Linked DNA regions of Homo sapiens: region 1 is linked to region 2. Evidence: chromatin loops called from intact Hi-C (ENCODE). Cell type or tissue: natural killer cell. All regions are shown on one strand. Each heading gives the region's core, and the rest is flanking DNA. Links, peaks and the distances in the headings are about the cores only.

Region 1 (5,387 bases), core at 161-5,160, 1.1 Mb after region 2:
TCATAATGGCATTACACACAATAGCCAAAATGTAGAAGCAACACCACTATCTATCAACAGATGAATAGAACAAAATTTAGTTGATACATAAAATGGAATATAGTCAGCCTTAAAAAGGAAGAACATTCTGACACATGCTGCAACATAGATGAACTTTTAAGACACTATGCTAAGCGAGATAAGTCAGTTAGCAAAGGACAAATACTGTGATTCCACTTATTTAAGGTACTTAGGGTCATGAAATAAATCATAGAAACTGAAAGTAGAATGGTGGCTGTCAGGGTTTAGGGGGAGAGAGGAATGAGGAGTTCCTGTTTCATAGATACAGAGTTTCAGTTTGGTAAAAATGAAAAAAGTTCTGAAAATGAATGGTGGTAATGGTTGTACAATAATGTGAATGTACTTAAAATAGATTAAAGTCCCTATTATTCAAAATGAGAACACAGATACTAATTAACTTTGGACTTTGATAGGTCTATCAAGTATATTATAATTTATAGAAAACTATTTAAAAATAGAAAGAGTCTAAATCTTCTAGAACGTAAAGCAAACCACCGCCCCCCCCCCCACACACACACACAAAACAAAACATAACTAATTTTTAAAATACAAGAATGGGTGGGGCACAGTGGTGCACACCTATAGTGTGCTACTTCGAAGGCTGACTTGAGGCCAGGAGTTCAAGGCTGTAGTGCACTATAATCATGCCTGTAAATAGCCACTGCACTCCAGCCTGGGCAACATAGCAAGACCTATCTCTAAAAAAAAAAAAAATACAAGAAAGGAAAAAAAGTCAAGCAGACCAAATAAAAAGCATAAAGAAAAATAGTAGTATAAAATATAAACAGACTATGCCTTATAGTTAAAAATAAATGTAGACTGAATGTAAAAAGAGAAGTATCCAGATACATACTATTTACTGGCAACACATATAAAATGAAAATGTCCAAAGGAGCATTGTTTATGAGAGAAAAAAAACTGGATACAATCCAAACTCCATCAATAAAAAGTAGGTAGATCTATTTTTAATATTAATACAATAAATACATAAGTAAAACTGGATGATCTCTAGCTCTATGCATCAACATGAATGAATCTCACAAAAATGTTAGGCAAAAAAAATGCATGCCATGTAATACATATTGTTCAGTAACCTGAATCATTTTTCTAAAGTTCACAATTATATAAAACTTAAAATTCAGAAAAGTGGTTAATTCTAAGGCGAATGCATGGGAATGGGACAGAATGGGCAAAGTGGGGAACACAGAAGGCTTCGGTGATGCTGATAATAGTCTATTTTTTAATAGAAGGTGAACATTTGGGTGTTTATTTTAACATTATGTTTTTTAACTTAAATGCATCTCATATATATTAGACCTGTGTTATAGTTCTACCTCTGCCACTTAATCTCTTTGAACCTCAAAAAGTTTCCACATTTATAAAATAGAAATATTAACTGCTCTCCTATCTATCTCATAGGCCTAAAGTAAAGATTAATATCAAAAGAGGATAGTGTGAAATGAATAAAAATAACACTATTTTTCATGATTATAATCATTTAATCCAGAAAAATATTTAGATGAAAGCATATCAAAATATTATCAATGCTTATTATTGAGGAATGGATTATGGGTAATATCAATTTCATACTTTTCTATATATCTCTTAATATAAATATGCATTATTGTTCAAATTAGGAAAAAGTTTAAATGTTTACATAAATTACATATAGATAATAATGAAATATTATTTTGAAAAGAGTGATAACCATATAATGCAAATGTTCAAGAGTTAACCGTGCAAATGAGTATCATTATTAGTAATTTTATTCAAAACTGACTAATGTTTCTAGCATAAAGGAGTTGAACTTAGGATATATGCACTATTTGTATCAGTGTTTTTCAAATTGCTAGTCAGAAGAAAATTTATGACATAAAACATAGAAGAGAAATTTTAAGTTAACAGGGGAAAATGATCTCAAAATAGAGTATCTTCTTTAGTGTTTATGTGGATTATTGTCATTACCAAATTACCAAAGGAAAGCTTAAAAAGAAAATCAACTGACATGAATATAGGAAACTATGACAGAGCTGGAATACATTAATAAAAATGAAACCTCCTCCACTTCCATTTAAAAGCTTTGGGCTCCCTCTGTTGGAAGTCTATATTAGAGTCTTGCAATTTAAAATAGCAATTTGATCCCTTTCACTCAAGGCTAATTACCAATCCCTGCTGAGTGGCTAGCTACAATAAAACCTTTATTACTTTTGTAAAACATAATTTTATGAAATATTTTTCTTCTTTTTTTTATTTTTAGGTACAGGGTCTCACTCTGTCACCCATGCTGGAGTGCAGTGGCTTGATCATCGCTCATTGTAACCTCTAACTCCTGGGCTCAAGCAACCTTCCAGCTTCAGCTTTCTTAGTAGATAGGACTACAGGCACACAGTACTGCACCTGACTAATTCTTTTTTTAAAAGTTTTTTGTAGAGACAGGGTCTTGCTATGCTTCCCAGGCTGATCTTGAACTCCTGACCTCAAGCCATCCTCCTATCTTGGCCTCCCAAAGCACTGAGATTACAGGTATGAGTCACCACACCCAAGCCTATTTTCTAATACAATTCGGTATATATTATTTGGAAATTAAATTAGACTTCTTTACATTAGCAGTTATAAAGTATTTCTAAAAATCCCAATGGGAAGTAAAATTTAAAAATACTAAAACATTCTGCTCAGTCTGACCTAAAAGGGAGTTCTTAATAAATATTTATAATGGAAGGGCAAAAAAAGAATCAGAACTTCAATTAGGAAAGTAATCTACAGACTTGTTCAGGAATTGATAGCTCATCTAAAGCAGTACAAATGAGAACAGTAGCTGGCTGACTTATCTCCATATTTGGGGTTAAAGAGGTCTTGCCAGGGATAAGCCAAAACACAGGAATTAAACACTAACATATTTTGCAAAATAAACTAAAAGTCTTCTATATCAAAGATACTATAAAGAAAGTGTAGTATAGCAAACTTGAAAAACAATTTACAATACATATTACAAAGAGTCAATACCTTTAATGAGAGTTTTTAAAATGAATAAGAGATGAGCACCCTAATAAGGACAAATACTAACAGAAACTCATATAAGAAATTTTTTAAAACATATTCACTAAAAATGATTAAGTTTGGATAATTGTCCCTGACCAAATCTCATAGTGAACTATATCCCCATGCTAGAGGTGAGGCCTGGTGAGAGGTGTTTAGGTCATGGGAGCAGATCCTTCAGGGCTTGGTGCCGTCTTCATGATAAGTGAGTGAGTTCTTGCTACATCTGGTTAAGAGTGTGTAGCAGCCTCCCCACTCTTTCTCTTGCTCCTGCTTTCACCATGTGATGTGCCTGCTCCCCCTTTGCTTTCCACTGATGGCAGCAGCAGCAGCCCATCTGGAGCAGCTGCTGCAAAGAGGCCGGCTGCAGTGGGGGAGGCACAGCCGGGACTGCAAATTCCACAGAGCTGGTGGGAGCTGGGAACAGGCAGAAGCCCCACCCTCCTTCCAAGTTGGAGGGGCGGGAGTCCTGCCTTCCCCAGCACTGCTGCAGCCACATAGCCACAGCTGCAAACCTGGGCATTCCTGTACTCTAAGGAGCCCAGGAAGGCCCCCATGCCCCCGCACACTCAGAAGTGTCTGCTCCCACTGCCCAGCCTCTCCACTCTCAGTGCCCACTCCAATTCTAGAGCAAAGTTGAGGCCAAGGCGAGGCACTGTCACAACCTGGCCAGGTGTACACATGCTCGGGTACACGCCAGCCCCCTGCCACCTCAGCCCCCTCTGGACTTTGGGGGCCAATGAGCACAGGAGGGAAGGGGATGCTGAGGGCAGCTCAGTGTGGGCCTGCAGGCACCCCTCAGCATGAACTGCCTGGGCACTGGGGATAGGAGGTTGATGGCAGTGGGAGGCAGACCAGTTCCTGGGCAGAAAGGGGAGTGTCCCCAGTGAAGCCCCTCCTTCAGGCCTGGGACAGCCTGAAGTCTGGGGCCCAGGCTCCCAGTTCCGTGGACCAGAGTGACAACTTATGGTGCTTTCTCCAGGCTGAGCCATGGCTGCCTATGGACCAATAAGCGTGCACTTCCTACCCTCCAAAGGCCATAAAAACCCCTGGACTCAGCCAGACTTGGGCAGATATCAGGACTACCTGCCTGCAGAGAGAAGCTACCCACTGTGGGTCCCCTCTCAGCTGAGAGCTGTATACTCGACAGGATCACCTGCCTGCAAATAGGAGCTATCCACTTCAGGTCTCCTGAGAGCTGTACTGTCACTCAATAAAACACCACTTTACCTTACTCACCCTCCAGTTGTCCACATACCTAATTCTTCCTGAACACAGGACAAGAATTCAGGACTTGCCAAGTGGCAGGACTGGAAGAGCTATAATACAAACAGGGCTAAAAAGGGTGCTACACACTCTTGCCACGTTGCGGGTGACTAGAAGAAGAGAAGACAGAAGGAAAGAAGAGCTGTGGCCCTTAAGGGAGCCCACCTAAGAGTTCCCCTAGCCAGGGCTGTGACACCCTCTTTGGGGCTCTGCAGTTCCTGGTGTCTCCAAGCTTCTGGGCACCACCTCAATCCCCAGTGCCAGCAGTGGAAGCCACTTGCAGTACGACTGGTCCAACTGCAGTCTTGTGGGAAGCCAGCACCCGTGCCAGCACCTGGAGCTGCCCGTCCCACCACAGCCGACATGCCTGGCTGTGCACAGTGGCCAGACCCAGCACTCACTCGCTCACACACCCCTCGCCACTCTGCACCTGGCTCGCCGTTGGCAGGTATGGAATCCGGGCCAGTAGTGGGAGCCAAGCACAGCCTGCCAGGCCAAGTGGGCAGAACAAGCCCAGCAGACCCAAGTAAAACTCAGGCAAAGAGGTCACCAGCTGGCGAAGCAACACCACAAGGATCCTGTGACATCACCACGATTGTAAGCTTCCTGAGGTCTCCCCAGAAGCAGATGCTGCTATGCTTCCTGTACAGTCTGTAGAACTGTGAGCCTATTAAACCTCATTTCTTACATACTACCCAGTATTGGGTATTTCACTAATAGCAGTGCAAGAATGGCCTAATACAAAAAATAAAAGACGAATGAAATGAAGACAATTTAATGAAAACAATTATATATTTTTGCCTACGGCTTATCAAAAAAAGTTTAATCGTAACACCTAATCTTGTTAGAGTATAACAGATTCAAACTGAAAGGATTTACTAGAATAAATATATGGAGATGTGTGTGTGTGCATGTGTGTGTGTATATATACAGTATATATATATGTGCCACTTACTGAAGCATTGACATATAGACAAAAAAAATACCTTGAATGTCTTCTCATGAGGAATTACACATAAGTAAAT
Region 2 (5,387 bases), core at 301-5,300:
CACACCCAGCTGATTTTTAAATTTTAGTAGAGACGGGGTTTCACCATGTTAGCCAGGATAGTCTCGATCTCCTGACCTCGTGATCTGCCCACCTCGGATCTTTCGGCCTCCCAAAGTGCTGGGATTACAAGCGTGAGCCACTGTAACCGGCACAAAAAAAATTTTTATTGATAGTGTGTAAAGTATAGATTTGATCTCTATCTTCTGGGAAATTTGAATTCTAAACCTAAGTAAAGGCCAAGTGTGGTGGTTCACACCTGTAATCTCAGCACTGGGAGGCTGAGGTGGGAGGATCACGGGTCCAAGAGTTCAAGACCATTCTGTGCAGCATAGCAAGATCCTGTCTCTGAAAAAATAAAAAAATTAGGCAGGCGTAGTGGCACACCCCCGTGGTCCCACACTGTGGTCCCAGCTACATGGGAGGCTGAGGCAGAAGGATTGCTCCAGCCCAAGAATTCGAGGCTGCAGTGAGCTAAGATTGCGCCACTGTACTCTAGCCTGGGTGACGGAGTGAGACCCTGGCTCTAAAATACTACTACTACTACTAATAACTAAAGGCATGTAACTTGATTTTTTCTCACATTGGAATAGCTCTTGAAAATAGAAGATTTTGAGTGTTTTCATGTTACATGCACACACCCAAAAAAGCTAGAGTCTTCCTTTGTAGTAGGTAATTTTAGCTGAACCTTATCCTACAAGTAAAACAATGCTTTTCCCCTCAGAAACATGTAGTATTTTATTGACACATTTTAATTTTACCTGTTAGTTTATTTGGGATTACCTGAAAATTAATAGGATATTAATTTTTATATTCCAAAGAAAGGTCACACTTCCTATAGACCTAATCAAGTTTGAGTTTACATGTTATTTATGCCTCTGCCTTTTGAAAAAGAGGCAGATTCTTTTTTTTTTTTTTTTTTTTTTTTTGAAATGGAGTTTCACTCTTGTTGTCCAGGATGGAGTGCAATGGCGCTATCTTGGCTTACCGCAACCTCTGCCTCCCGGGTTCAAGTGGTTCTCCCGCCTCAGCCTCCAGAGTAGCTGGAATTACAGGCATGCGCCACCATGCCCAGCCAATTTTGTATTTTTAGTAGAGACGGAGTTTCTCCACGTTGGTCAGGCTGGTCTTGAACTCCCGACCTCAGGTGATCCACCTACCTCGGCCTCCCAAAGTGCTGGGATTACAGGAGTGAGCCACCGCGCCCGGCCGAGGCAGATTCATTTTTATGGCTTATATTTACACAACAAAAGTAGAATCTTCATTTCTATTGAAACAAAAGTAACAGTAATAAAAAAATGTGAAGATAACCCTTAAGACACCTGCACTTATATGAGAAGCCTTAACCAATCATATTGGAATTTGAATATTTGGTGTTAGTAACTTATTTTACCTAACAGACATGAAGGTAGCACCAGGCATTGTCCTAATAGTTTTACAATAAAATTGACTGATTTAGTTCTTACTATAACCCTGACAGGTAGATATTGTTAGCACTATTTTACAGAGGAGGAATCAGAAACACAAAAGGCTAAATAACTTCCGCAAGGCCAAACAGATCTAAGCATTGGTTTTAATATGGATATTGAAATTGTTTAAAATTTAATTTTTACATATTTAAGAGCATTCAGCCTACCAAGGCCTTATGCCACTTTTGCTAACATAATTTCTTTATCTTCTTTTAATTTCCTTAACATAGCTCTCCTAAAACTATGGGTAGTACATGGGGTTTTGGGGGGGTCAGGTAAGGAATAATTACATTTTGTGTGAATATTCAAATGATGCTTGGTAAAAATCTTTGATAACTTCTTAAGTGATTATTTCTCTCCTAAAATTCTTTGAATATAGGCATGTGAGCAGCAGTGACAGAGTGGGCAAGCCTTACCGTGGCGTAAAGCCTGTTTTCAGCATTGGGGATGAAGAAGAATACGACACAGGTGTAGTAATACACTTAGCTACAGACAGCTTTGCTGTCATTAGGAGTGATTACAGCAGTCATTCTGGGAATAGCCAATCAACTGCTTTTTTAAAAAAATGAGATTCTGTAGAAATAATTGGAGAATCTGTGGCTTTCTATTAAGAGTTTGGTTTTAGACACCTTGAATTGTTGTACGTATTAGAAATCCAAGCACCAACATGGCACATGTATACATATGTAACAAACCTGCATGTTGTGCGCATGTACCCTAAAACTTAAAGTATAATAATAATAAAATTTTAAAAAAAAGGAATCCAAGCAGAAATGTTGAGTAGAGGCAGTTGATTATAGGTGTCTTCAGCTAAGGAGAGAGGTTTAAACTGATGATAATTTGGAGGCTATCAGTGTGGAAATAGTATTTAAATCCAAGTGATGGGATTGAAATCCCTTTGATCAGATTGAAATTCCTTTGATCAGCCACCTAGGAGATTGAGAGTTGTGGGACTAAAGCACTGAAAATTACAAAATTGAGACATCTGAAGTCTTGAAACTGGAGGCAATATCCTAAAGGGCCACAAGATGGTGATACTGTGTCAGGGAAGTTTATCTTCTCTGTGGTTATGTTTTAAAAAAAATAATTTAGGCCGGGCGCGGTGGTTCACGCTGTAATCCCAGCACTTTGGGAGGCTGAGGCGGGCGGATCACTTGAGGTCAGGAGTTCAAGACCAACATGATGAAACTGTGTCTCTACTAAAAGTACAAAAATTAGCTGGGCATGGGAGTGCATGCCCATAATCCCAGCTAATTGGGAAGCTGAGGCAAGAGAATCGCTTTAACCCAGGAGGCGGAGGTGCAGTGAGCCAAGATCATGCTACTACATTCCAGCCTAGGTGACACAGCAAGACTCTGTCTCAAAAAAAAAAAAAAAAATTTAGTCTTTGGTTTATAATTCTACTGTCCAGCTTATCCTAATTAAGCAATCATAACTAATATTGGTTAATATGTGTATTGAGTTAGGTAAGCAGTCATAACTAATATTGGTTAATATGTGTACTGAGTTAGGGAAAAAATATATAAATGTACAGAATGAGAAAAAAAGACTCCCAAATCTCACCTTGCTTTTTCCAGTTAGTAATAAATACATGTTGCATATTTTCCATTTCAGCTCATGTATCTCCTCATTCTCCTTCTATCATATAAACATACCATACTTTATTTAGTCAGTCTTCCAGTTGACACTGGTGGTTTTCCAGGTTTTTTGTTTGTTTCAAATGACACTGGATCTTTATATAAAGATATATATGTAGATTAGCTTCTGATGACAGTATATTCAGAGGGTAAATTCTGCTAAGAATTTTAAATTTTAAATCTTACTGCTAAGTAAGATTGCTAGGTTATAGGGAATCACATTTGACATTTTAATAGATACATGAAATCACTTTTCAGAAAACTTGCAGAGAGGTAAATGTGATATTTCTGCTTGTTTCCTTTTCTTCTTTTTTCCCCTCTCTGTTGCCATCTCTTTCTGTTAACTCTCTGAATATCTCAACTTCTTCCATTAACAAAGGGGAGAGGCAAATGGATGAATAAATTGTGTCATATTTACATTTATCATGTATCTACACACACATATTTACAATATGGAAAATTGGACCATAATGAAAGTGAGAAAACTGAAACTATGTGTATCAGTATGTATGAATTTCAGATGTTGGGAGTAGGGTAGCAGTTGTGGAAGAATGCAGTTGAGTAGTCTACTTTTTATATACATTTATATACATTTAAGTGTATATATACATTTATATACATTTAAGTATAGAATACTACTGTATATTATTTAGGGATATGCATATATGTTAAAGCAAAGACATGTATGGAACTGATAACACCAAATTCAGATAATTAGTATTTCTTGGTGGGGAAGGGAGGAGAATGTGAGTAGGAGGAGATACATGAGAGTTTCACTTTTGTTTAAGCTGGTGTAGATAACGTGCGATTTCCTTTTTCATTATGTCTCTATATTTTGCAGTATTTGTTAGAAAGCAAAGGACAGAACCTGTAATTATTTACCTTAGAGACTGTATTATCCCTTTCTTAAATTAGAAAATATAATTATTTTATATTTCTCTTAGGGAAAATAACCTTAAATTTTTACTTATTTATCTCAGGATTGATTTTATTATTTTCCTTAAAATCAAAAAAGCAGCAAGATAAAACGAAATCTGCCATCTTTACTCTCAAGATAGGTGCCTATTGTTTAACAATTCAGCCATCTCTTTACAGACTAGTCAGATCATAGTTAAGTTATGCATATCAAAACAATTGAAATACCCCAAATGGTTTAATCTTTAAAAGTGTATTCTTAATATTTAAACCTGACTTTGTTACCATATGAAAGTGATGTTTGATAATAATATTTCTATATTATCAGTGGCATAAGGAAATAGAGTAGCAGGATTAGAATTGATTGCGTTATTCTTTTTTTTTTTTTTTCTTTTTTTTGAGACAGTCTCATTCTGTTGCCCAAGCTGGAGTGCAGTGGCGCAATCTCAGCTCACTGCAACCTCCACCTCCTGGGTTCAAGCGATTCTCATGCCTCAGCCTCCCGAGTATTTGAGATTACAGGTGTGCACCACCACACCCAGCTAATTTTTTGTATTTTTTAGTAGAGATGGGGTTTCACCATGTTGCCCAGGCTGGTCTCCAACTCCTGCCCTCAGGTGATCTGCCTGCCTCAGCCTCCCAAAGTGCTGTGATTGCAGGCGTGAGTCACTGTGCCCAGGCTGTTTGTTTTTCAATCCATATCTTCAAAATACTACTGAAATTTTTTTAGACTGTTAGGGAATGTATCATTTTAAAAGTTGGTAATATCCATATTTAATACTTTGTATTTTTTATAGATGAAATTGACAGTTCTTCAATGTCAGATGATGATAGAAAAGAGGTTGTAAACATTCAGACTTGGATAAACAAACCAGATGTCAAACATCATTTTCCTTGTAAAGAAGTAAAAGAAAGTGGACACATGTTTCCCAGGTACTTTTAAAAATGTCTTCATAAGAAGTAAAATTGAATTTGGGGAAGTTAATAATACAAAACTGAACTACAGAAGAACCTTTATTTATCCTAGTACAATAAGATATAATTCCCTTCTGTCTACTTGTATTACAGGTCTTGAATTTACAGTATTATGTAATTTTTATTTTGAAAAATTTTATACAAAAATGTTGAAGGAATAGTACATTGAACACCCTTATGATTCTTTTTTTTTCTTTTTGAGACGGAGTTTTGCTCTTGTTGCCCAGGCTGGAGTGTAGTGGCACGATCTCTGCTCACAGCAACCTCTGCCTCCCAGGTTCAAGTGATTCTCCTGCCTCAGCCTCCAGAGTAGCTGGGATTACAGGCATGCGCCACCACCCCCGGCTAATTTTGTATTTTTAGTAGAGACGGGGTTTCTCTATGTTGGTCAGG

Evidence for each region. Hi-C counts contacts between places; a loop is a spot of excess contacts. Peaks named below come from ENCODE experiments on the same cell type or tissue, not always from the same donor. Only the 100,000 strongest peaks of a DNase experiment are listed, where the experiment ranks them.
Region 1: a loop joins it to region 2, with 10 times the contacts of the local background. A loop is called at or near these places in 2 of 110 quality-filtered maps.

The regions. Positions count from the first base shown.
Region 1 is chr3:101,379,879-101,385,265 of GRCh38, forward strand. All of the region lies in intron 6 of SENP7 (SUMO specific peptidase 7), which reads right to left. Among named protein-coding and RNA genes, the nearest start is that of IMPG2, 62 kb to the left of the region's middle. In natural killer cell, for the core only: a CTCF peak has its summit at 2,166 (motif pointing left); DNase peaks (open chromatin) are centred at 273 and 2,153; H3K27ac peaks cover 685 bases.
Region 2 is chr3:100,314,253-100,319,639 of GRCh38, forward strand. It overlaps TBC1D23 (TBC1 domain family member 23), which reads left to right. Exons shown (of 19, transcript NM_001199198.3): 16 at 1,847-1,935; 17 at 4,817-4,952. Among named protein-coding and RNA genes, the nearest start is that of NIT2, 18 kb to the right of the region's middle. RefSeq lists an enhancer at 2,400-2,579. In natural killer cell, for the core only: CTCF peaks have their summits at 2,476 (motif pointing right) and 2,677; a DNase peak (open chromatin) is centred at 2,489; H3K27ac peaks cover 356 bases.